Linked DNA regions of Homo sapiens: region 1 is linked to region 2. A link is an interaction called in ENCODE POLR2A ChIA-PET data of the cell type or tissue named here. Cell type or tissue: GM12878. All regions are shown on one strand.

Region 1 (5,000 bases), 460 kb before region 2:
TCTGTGATATAAAAACCTTGCTCTTGTCCGGGCACGGTGGCTCATGCCTGTAATCCCAGCACTTTGGGAGGCCGAGGCAGGTGGATCACAAGGTCAGGAGTTCGAGATCTGTTGGGAAAAAGGCTTGTGGGGTGCCTGCATAAACTGGCCATAAAAATATGGGACAATAAGTTGTGGAAAGCCACAAGAGGCCGCTGAGGAGGAAAGCCTCCTAATTGCCATCATGTTCCCATGCTCAGAGTGAGACCTGCTCTCTTATCTGCAAACACTGTGTTCAAGGAGAAGGACACTCCTTTGAAGCACTGGAATGTGGAGAGACATGCAGGCTCCTTGTTAAGCCCACTCCTACTAGCTACTCTCTGTTAAGTTAAAAATACGCTGTTTGAGCACAAAGGAGATTCATTTAAACCGCTACTACTACAGTATGACATACTGTCTCCCTTTCCCCGTTTCACCCCTGAACATCTGCTTCTCAGATCTAAGTGACTGTACTCAATAAATAGTGTGGAGACCAGAACTCTGAGCCCTTTGCAGCCTCTGATTTGCTCTGGCCCCCTGGCTCCCACCTTTATGAACTCTTAACCTGTCTCTTCTCATTCCTTTGTCACCACCGGACTTCGGGTACCTTACGGGTGGTGTTGAGGCTGGTCCCCAACAGAGACCAGCCTGACCAACATGATGAAACCCTGTCTCTACTAAAAATACAAACAATTAGCCGGGTGTGGTGGCGGGCGCCTGTAGTCCCAGCTGCTCAGGAGGCTGAGGCAGGAGAATCGCTTGAATCCGGGAGATGGAGGTTGTAGTGAGCTGAGATCGCACCACTGCACTCCAACCTGGGCGACAGAGCAAGACTCCATCTCAAAAAAAAACAAAAAAAAAACCTTGCTCACAACCCCTCATCTTAACCCAGACACTCCTTTCTCTTGATTCCAGGTCTTTAGATAATAACTCAACCAATTGCCAATCAGAAAATCTTTGAATTTACCTATGACCCAGAAGCGCCCTCCCTGTTTGAGTTGTTTTGCCTTTCCAGACCAAACCAGTGTACATCTTGCATGTATTGATTGATGCCTTTGTCTCCCTAAAATGTATGAAGCCAGGTTGTAGCCCGACAACCTTGGGCACATGTTCTCAGGACCCCATGGGGCTGTGTCATGGGTCACGGTTCTCATATTTGGCTCAGGATTAATCTCTTTAAATATTTTACAGAGTTTGACTCTATTAGTTGAAAGCCTCCGGCATCTGACGCAAATGTTACTGTCTCATTTTATGGATGGATAATGTGAGGCTCAAAGTGAAGCGGCATTGTTGTCTGGGGTAAATACCCTGGGTTTGTCATCTCATGCCAAGAAGATCACGGACACTGACACATATGAGGAGTGAATTTAGGAGGGGAGGTTTAATAGGCAAAAGAAAGAGAGAGGAGAACAGCTCTCTCTCCTGTGAGAGAGAGGGGCTTCTGAAAGGGAAAAAAACCAGCCCACTGCAGACTGCACCAGATTTTATAGACAGGCTTAAGGAGGCAGTGTCTGATTTACATAGAGCCCACAGATTGGTTGGACCGGGGTGACATTCACATAGCGCTCACGGAAGGCTGCCCCCCCAACCCTAATCTTATTATGCAAATGAGCTTTCCACTTGGCTGGTGCCATGTTGCCTGCCCCATGTTGCCTGCCCCTTACTGTACACGTGACTGGAAAGGAGAAGGGAAGATGGAGCCGCCATTTTGAACATACCTAGTCCCAGGTAGCCTTTTCCTATTGGCACAGCTGTTGGCCTTCACCTGTGCAAGCTTCCAGCTTGCTTGTCTGCAGCTGGATTTTACAGGCTGCTCTTTATTGGGAAAGAAAATAATTTTGGGGCTGCTTTTCATTAAAAGGAAAACCTTACAGAGGACTCTCATATCCTCACTATCTGCCTAAATAATTTCTTCTTAACTCCTATATCAAAAAGGGTTTAGTACTTTGTCCAGGACTGCATACCCAGCAAGCATGGAGCAGGAGCGTGGGGCTGGACCCTCTGGCTTTCCCTGCACCACGCTGGCCAGGTGCAGGGAGGGTTGGGCATTTGTACTTCAGAGAGGGGTGGCCTCTTTTTTTGTAGAGGAACTGGTAAGCCCAGAAGAAAGGACCTGCTTTCTGGAATTTTCTTCATGTATCCAGCTGTAACAGTCCATTACTCAATGGGGGATTTTTAGGTCTAAATTTTTTTTTTTTTTGGACCACAGCTGGGCCATCTAGGTACCCAGAATATCAGCCCATGAGCTTGGTTTATCCCAAAAGGCATCTGGCCTCAATGCAAAGTCAGGGCTGCTTCTGCCGATTTCTTTCTTCTTCTACTTTTAAATTCAAATTTACGTAAAAGTATAGAGAACAATGAACCTGACGTTCCCAATGCCCATCCCCAGTCATCACCAGGTTCCCAATGCCCATCCCCAGTCATCACCAGGATGTGGCCCGTTTCATCTTCACCCCCTCCCATCCCCGCACACTCAGGTTATTTTTAAGCAAATTCTAGACATCATCACAGAGCAAAGCAAACCAAGAAGGGAAGAGAATGCCTTTCTTCAGGCCTGCCATACTGAGAAGCAGGAAGGTTTCCAGAGTGTCTGAAAGAGGACACAGAATTTAAAATGTGATGTTTCATGAGGAATTCTAGTTGGAGATGGGCTTAAAAAAAGGAGTACAGTTTTCAAAGTAAAGGGTATTTTTTTTTTTGACAAGTTCTCCCTCTGTCCCCAGGCTGGAGTGCAGTGGTGTGATCATAGCTCAGTGCAGCCTCAAACTCCTGGCCTCAAGTGATCCTCCTGACTCAGCCTCCCAAAGTGCTGAGATTACAGGCCTAAGCCACTGCACCTGGCCACAGGACAACTTTTAAAGACATTGTTAGATCACTGCCGAATTTAGGATGAACTCACCTTCCCCTGTGGATGAAAAATAAATCTTGGGGCCCCCATATCACTAAGCTAAAGGGAAAAGTCAAACTGGGAAATGCTTAAGGCCAACCTGCCTCCCATTCTATTCAAAGTCACTCCCCTGCTCACTGAGATAAATGCATATCTGATTGCCTCCTTTGGAGACACTCATCAGAAACTTAAAAGAACACAACCATTTGTCTCTAATCTACCTATGACCTGGAAGACCCCTCCCAGCTAATTGTTTGTATTTTTAGTAGAGACGGGGTTTCATCATGTTGGTCAGGCTGGTCTCTGTTGGGGACCAGCCTCAACACCACCTGTAGGGTACCCAAAGTCCGGTGGTGACAAAGGAATGAGAAGAGACAGGTTAAGAGTTCATAAAGGTGGGAGCCAGGGGGCCAGAGCAAATCAGAGGCTGCAAAGGGCTCAGAGTTCTGGTCTCCACACTATTTATTGAGTACAATCACATAGATCTGAGAAGCAGATGCCTGGAAAGGTGTTCCGCCTTTCCAGACCCAACCAATGTTCATCTTACATAAGTTGATTGTTGTCTCCTGTCTCCCTGAAATGTACAAAACCAAGCTGTGCTCTGATCACCTTGGACACATGTTGTCAGGATCTCCTGAGTGTGTTCTCAACCTTGGGAAAATAACTTTCTAAAATAACTGAGACCTGTCTCAGATATTCAGGGTTTACACCCCCAAATCAGACCTGCTTTAGAAGTTGTGGGACAGTGATGTTTGTGCCTCCTCCCAGTTTCTCTGTGTACTCTTAGACAGAGCTTCATACCTATGTCCACCCACTTTTATAAATTCTGGCTCTTTTTTTTTTTGAGATGGAGTCTTGCTCTGTCACCCAGGCTGGAGTGCAGTGGTGCGATCTCTGCTCACTGCAACCTCCACCTCCCCAGTTCAAGCGATTCTCGTGCCTCAGCCTCCTGAGTAGCTGGGATTACAGGCTTCCGCCACCAAACCTGGCTAATTTTTGTATTTTTAATAGAGGCAGGTTTCACCATGTTGGCCAGGCTGGTCGTGAGCTCCTGACCTCAGGTGATCCACCCGCCTTGGCCTCCCAAAGTGCTGGGATTATAGGCGTGAGCCACCATGCCCGGCCTGGCTCTATTTTTTTTTTTTTTTTTTGAGACGGAGTCTCGCTTTGTCACCCAGGCTGGAGTGTAGTGTTGTGATCTCAGCACACTGCAACCACCGCCTCCCGGATTCAAGGGATTCTCCTGCCTCAGTTTCCCAGGTAGCTGGGATTACAGGCGCCCGCCACCACATTCAGCTACTTTTTGTATTTTAGAGATGGGGTTTCACCATGTTGGTCAGGCTGGTCTTGAATTCCTGACCTCAGGTGATCCACTTGTCTCGGCCTCCCAAAGTGCTGGGATTATAGGTGTGAGCCACCACACCTGGACCTGGCTCTGTTTTTAGAGCAGTTTCAGTTTTGTAGCAAAGTTTGAGGAGAAAGTTCATATAATTTTTATATACTCCCCTTCTCCCCCAATTTCTCCATTTTAAACATCTTGCATTAGTGTGGTATATGTGTTACACTTGATGAACCAATACATTATTATTAACTAAAATCCATAGTTTATATCAGGGTTTACTCTTGATGTTGTACATTTTATGAGGTTTTTTTTTCTTTCTTTCTTCTTTATTTATTTATTTTTTTTGAGACAAGGTCTTGCTCTGTTGCCCAGGCTGGAATGCATTGGTGTGATCTCGGATCACTGCAACCTCTGCCTTCCAGGCTCAAGCCATCCTCCCACCTTAGCACTCCAAGTAGCTGAGACTGTAGGCGTGTGCCACCATGCCTGGCTAATTTTCTTTCTTTTTTTTTTTTTCTTTTTTTGGTAGAGATTGGGTTTTACCATGTTGCCCAGGTTGATATTTTTTCTTTTTTTTGAGACAGAGTCTTGCTCTGTCGCCTAGGTGGGAGTGCAGTGGTGAGATCTCGGCTCACTGCAACCTCCGCCTCCTGGGTTCAGGCAATTCTCCTTCCTCATCCTCCCTAGTAGCTGGGATTACAGGTGTGCACCACCTGGCTAATGTTTGTATTTTTAGTAGAGACAGGGTTTCAC
Region 2 (5,000 bases):
GAGACCAGCTAGGCAACATAGCAAGACCCTATCTCTATAAAAAGAAAAGTGAAATAATTATCTGGGCTTGGTGGAGCATGCCTGTAATCACAGCTACTTGAGTGGCTGAGGCAAGAGGATGGTTTGAGCCCAGGAGTTTGAGGCTGTAGTGAGCTATGATCATGCCACTGCACTCCAGCCTGGTGACAGAGCAAGAGCAAGACCTTGCTCTAAAAAAAAAAATTAAAAAGGGCTAACTGACCTCTCTCTTTGTGCATGCAGCAGGCCATAAAAATTCCTCTGGGAGGAGGGCTGTCACATACCAGGGTGAGAAAATAGCCCTTATCACCAGAGACTGGGAATTGGGGACTGTGATGGACCTGAATAAACATACTTAATGAAACAATCTTTATCTTCCACTGTTTGACACCCCCATATATCTCCTAGCAACTCCCCTAGAAAATTTATTGCCCTAGCCAGGTTTTCCTGTCATTTCTTCTCAAATGTAATCTAAATAGTGTACAAATAGTATACAAGCATCTATCTTTAGCCACTTGTTTGAACTTCACGCTATTATGAAGACCCCCATGTACAGGTAAAACTAATAAAATGTATATACTTTTGTTAATCTGCATGGTGTCAATTTGGTGTCTAGATCCAGCCAAAGAGCCCACATAGGAGCTAAAGGGGAGCTGGAGGTGACCACTGGCTCCTTTACAAGGTCCAGCCTTTTGATTTCATAGCACAAAATCATGGGCTTTCTGAGGCCAGGCACAGTGGCTCATGCCTGTAATCCCAGCACTTTGGGAGGCTGAGGAGACCGGTGATCATAAGGTCAGGAGTTTGAGACCAGCCTGACCAACATGGTGAAACCCTGTCTCTATTAAAAATACAAAAATTAGCTGGGCATGGTGGCACGCACCTGTAATCTCAGCTACTCAGGAGGCTGAGGCAGGAGAATCGCTTGAACCCGGGAGGTGGAGGTTGCAGTGAGCCGAGATCACACCACTGCCCTCCAGCCTGGGCGACACAGAGCGAGACTCCGTCTCAAAAAAAAAAAAAAAAATTATGGGCTTTCTGATCCTTGGAACTGTAAACACGCACCTCCAAGGCTGACATAGAAGGAGGAGTACAGGAGGCAATCCAGAGATAAGATTTTCTTTTAAATTTTTATTTTTTTGGAGACAAGTCTCACTCTGTTGCCCAGGCTGTAGTGCAGTCATTCCATCATAGCTTACTGCAGCCTCAGGCTCCTGGGCTCAAGTGCTCCTTCTGCCTCAGCTTCCTGAGTAGCTGGGTTATAGACGCGCACAACAAGCCTAGCTAATTTATTGTTTACTTTTTGTAGAGACGGGGTGTTGCTCTGTTGTCCAGGCTGGTCTTGAACTCCTGGGTTCAAGTGATACTCTCGCCTCAGTCTCCTAAAGTTCTGGGAGTACAGGAGTGAGCCACTGCACCTGACCCAATAAGAGATGCTTCAATTATTCTCTCTTCTACTTTTCTGTAAATTCTGTTCAGATTTTGTCCAGACTATCAGAAAAAAAAGAAAGAAAGAAAGAAAAGAAAGAAAGAAAAAAAAAGGAATCAACAGGTCAGAGGCAAATAAGCATTTATTCAGGAATGGGGGTTGCAACCAGGCCCCAGAGACCACCACCCAAGAGGGACAAGAAAGGCTTATAGGAAATTTTTCAGATGACATAAATTACCAGATTATTTTATTGATGGATTAAGCAAAGAAGTTGTTAGTCATTAGTGGAAGGGTACATTTGGGTCAGTTAGGAAAAAACTACACAGACTGTCCCTAAAGATTAGGACCAGATTCCTTGTATTGTATATTGTCGAGAGCATGGTTGTTTGTGAGAGAACTGTTTTTCACAGTTCTTTGTGGGTCTCAAAGTCCACCACCCAATCTAGGCACAGTGGCTCACACCTAAAATCCTAGTACTTTGGGAGGCTGAGGCAGGCAGATTAGCCCAGGAGTTCAAGACCAGCCTGGGCAACATGGTGAAACTCTGTCTCTACAAAAAATACAAAAATATTAGCTGGGTGTGGTGGTGCACACCTGTCGTTCCAGCTACTCAGGAGTTTGAGACAGGAGGATTGCATAAGCCTGGGAGGTTGAGGCTGCAGTGAGCCACTGAGCCATAGTCGTGCCACTGCACTCCAGCGTGGGAGACAGAGACTCTGTCTCAAAAAAAAAAAAAAAAAAAAAGTTCATCATTAGTTCAGTCTGGGGTCAGTAGCCCAAGATAGAGTCCCCGATGTCAAGCGTAGAACAATGCTCTATTCAAACACTCAAATGACCTGTGACAGAGATTCTCTTCTTCACCAAACTCTACTCAGGTTCTCCTAAACTCTTTGTCCAGTAGGTTTCAACTTTTGGAGTTCCGTGTTGATAAAAAAAAAAAATTTCAGGCCGGGCGTGGTGGCTCACACCTGTAATCCCAGTACTTTGGGAAGTTGAGGCAGGTGGATCACCTGAAGTCAGGAGTTCGAGACCAGCCTGGCCAACATGGTGAAATCCCATCTGTACAGAAAATAAAAAAAATTAGCTGGGCATGGTGGTGGGTGCCTGTAATCCCAGCTACTTGGGAGGCTGAGGCAGGAGAATTGCTTGAACCCGCAAGACGGAGGTTGCAGTGAGGCGAGATTGCACCAGTGCACTCCAGCCTGGGCGACAGAGCAAAACTCTGTCTCAAAAAAAAAAAAAAGAAAAGAAAAGAAAAGAAAAGAAAAGAAATGGAGAAGTAGAGCACATGCTCAAAGCACCTTCTCCCTGAGGGTATGGTGAAGGGGGGTTTTTAAGGTCTCTTAGAACATGTAGGTGGAGACTGGGGGGTGGTGATTTATGGAAAAAGGTGGGACCTTCCAGGGAGAACTGGAGCATGCACAGTCTCCTTCTTTCTTTTCCACTGGCACTATATATGCCTAGCAAAGCACATTTCTCCCCATCCCAGGTGAATATTTTCATACAGCGAAAAAGCAAGGATTCAGGTCCGGGTAGCAGGATGGTAGTGTTTACTATACAGACTCAGACTTGGGAGCCACAGTTCTTATCCTGTGGCTCGTTTGTGGTTACTGACATCCGGCCTTCATTTCTGTAAGCAAGCACATCTGCAAGCACAGGTTAATGTCACAAGTTCTGGGGCTTTTTTTTTTTTTTTTTTTTTTATTCTTTGAACGGAGTTCCACTCTGTCGCCCAGGTTGGAGTGCAATGGTGCAATCTCGGTTCACTGCAACCTCCACCTCCCAGGTTCAAGCGATTCTCCTGCCTCAGCCTCCCGAGTAGCTGGGATTACAGGCATGCACCACCATGCCTGGCTAATTTTGTATTTTTAGTAGAGATGGGGTTTCTCCATGTTGGTCAGGCTGGTCTCAAACTCCAGGCCTCAGGTTATCTGCCCAGCTTGGCCTCCGAAAGTGCTGGGATTACAGGCGTGAGCCACCATGCCCGGCCTATTTTTATTATTTTCTTTTTGAGATAAGAGTCTTGCAGCCGGGCGCAGTGGCTCATGCCTGTAATCCCAGCACTTTGGGAGGCCGAGGCAGGAGGATCACGAGGTCAGGAGATCGAGATCATCCTGGCTAACGTGGTGAAACCCCGTTTCTACTAAAAAAATTAGCTGGGCGTGGTGGTGGGCACCTGTAGTCCCAGCTACTCGGGAGGCTGAGGCAGGAGAATGGCATGAACCCGGGAGGTGGAGCCGAGATGGGGCCACTGCACTCCAGCTTGGGCAACAGAGTGAGACTCTGTCTCAAAAAAAAAAAAAAAAAAAGAATCTTGCTCTGTCACCCAAGCTGGATTGCAGTGGTGCTATCTCAGCTCCCTGCAATCTCTGCCTCCCAGATTCAAGCGATTCCCCTGCCTCAGCCTCCCGAGTAACCAGGAGTACAGGTGTTTACCACCATGCCCAGCTAATTTTTGTATTTTCAGTAGAGACGGGGTTTCGCCATGTTGGCCAGGCTGGTCTGGAACTCCTGACCTCAGGTGATCTGCCCACCTCAGCCTCCCAAAGTGCTGGGATTACAGGTGTGAGCCACCATGCCAGGCCTATTATCTTTAAACCAAAATTAGGGATGCCTTTGCTCTCCAGATATCGGGATATCTGGACACTCCCAAGTCTGAGTCTGTTCGGTAAACACTATCAATCTGTTCCCTTAACTGTAAACATCTAGAGGCTAGGAATACCTTTCTGGGAATGCAGCCCCGTAAGTCCCAGCCTCATTTTCCTAGCCCTCACTCAAGATGGAGGCATGCTGGTTTTAAGGCCTCTGACAAAAGCAGTGGTTAGAATCTGGGCTCTAGGCCAGGTTGAAGCTGCAGTGAGTCATGATTGCACCACTGCACTCTACCCTGGGTGACAGAATGAGACCCTGTCTCAAAAAAATAATAATAGGCCGGGCATGGTGGCTCATGCCTGTAATCCTAGCACTTTGGGAGGCCGAGGAGGGTGGATCACCTGAGGTCAGGAGTTTGAGACCAGCCTGGCCAACATGGTGAAACCCCGTCTCTACTACAAATACAAAAATTAGCAGGGCCTAGTGGCGGGCGCCTGTAATCCCAGCTACTCGGGAGGCTGAGGCAAGAGAATCGCTTGAACTCAGGAGGCAGAGGTTGCAAAAAGCTGAGATCACACCATTGCACTCCAGCCTGGGAAACAAGAGTGAAACTTCATCTCAAAAATATAATAATAATAATAATAACTAATACATAAAAATTGGGGGCTCTATAATACCTAACTTAGCAGAGGACAGGTGGGAGGGGGCAGTGAAAGGGCATTTATGGAAAAGCAAATGACTTTTTGGAAGGATGAATGGGCCCTTATGAGAACAGATAGGAGATATGATGGTCTTGTGACAATGAGTGCTTGGGTGTGCTGGCGACTCCTCTCTGAGAAGAGTAGAATTGTTCCTGGGAAGGGGATTTATGACAATTGAGTTTCTTTGACTTATTTTAGGGGTTTTAGAAAATGAAATGCCTTCAGCTCAAAATAATTCTTATGTCAAAGTGGCATATTTT

The links. ChIA-PET counts read pairs that join two places held together with the same protein. Peaks named below come from ENCODE experiments on the same cell type or tissue, not always from the same donor. Only the 100,000 strongest peaks of a DNase experiment are listed, where the experiment ranks them.
Region 1: POLR2A ChIA-PET joins it to region 2 with 5 read pairs; 2 of 35 experiments call an interaction of 5 or more read pairs at or near these places.

The regions. Positions count from the first base shown.
Region 1 is chr16:10,784,153-10,789,152 of GRCh38, reverse strand. The region is part of intron 2 of TVP23A (trans-golgi network vesicle protein 23 homolog A); the gene reads left to right. Among named protein-coding and RNA genes, the nearest start is that of TVP23A, 32 kb to the left of the region's middle. In GM12878, no CTCF peak of the experiment used is centred here; no DNase peak of the experiment used is centred here.
Region 2 is chr16:10,327,738-10,332,737 of GRCh38, reverse strand. No RefSeq gene overlaps it. Among named protein-coding and RNA genes, the nearest start is that of ATF7IP2, 56 kb to the left of the region's middle. RefSeq lists silencers at 979-1,179, 2,892-3,186. In GM12878, no CTCF peak of the experiment used is centred here; a DNase peak (open chromatin) is centred at 3,047; H3K4me3 peaks cover 387 bases; H3K27ac peaks cover 310 bases.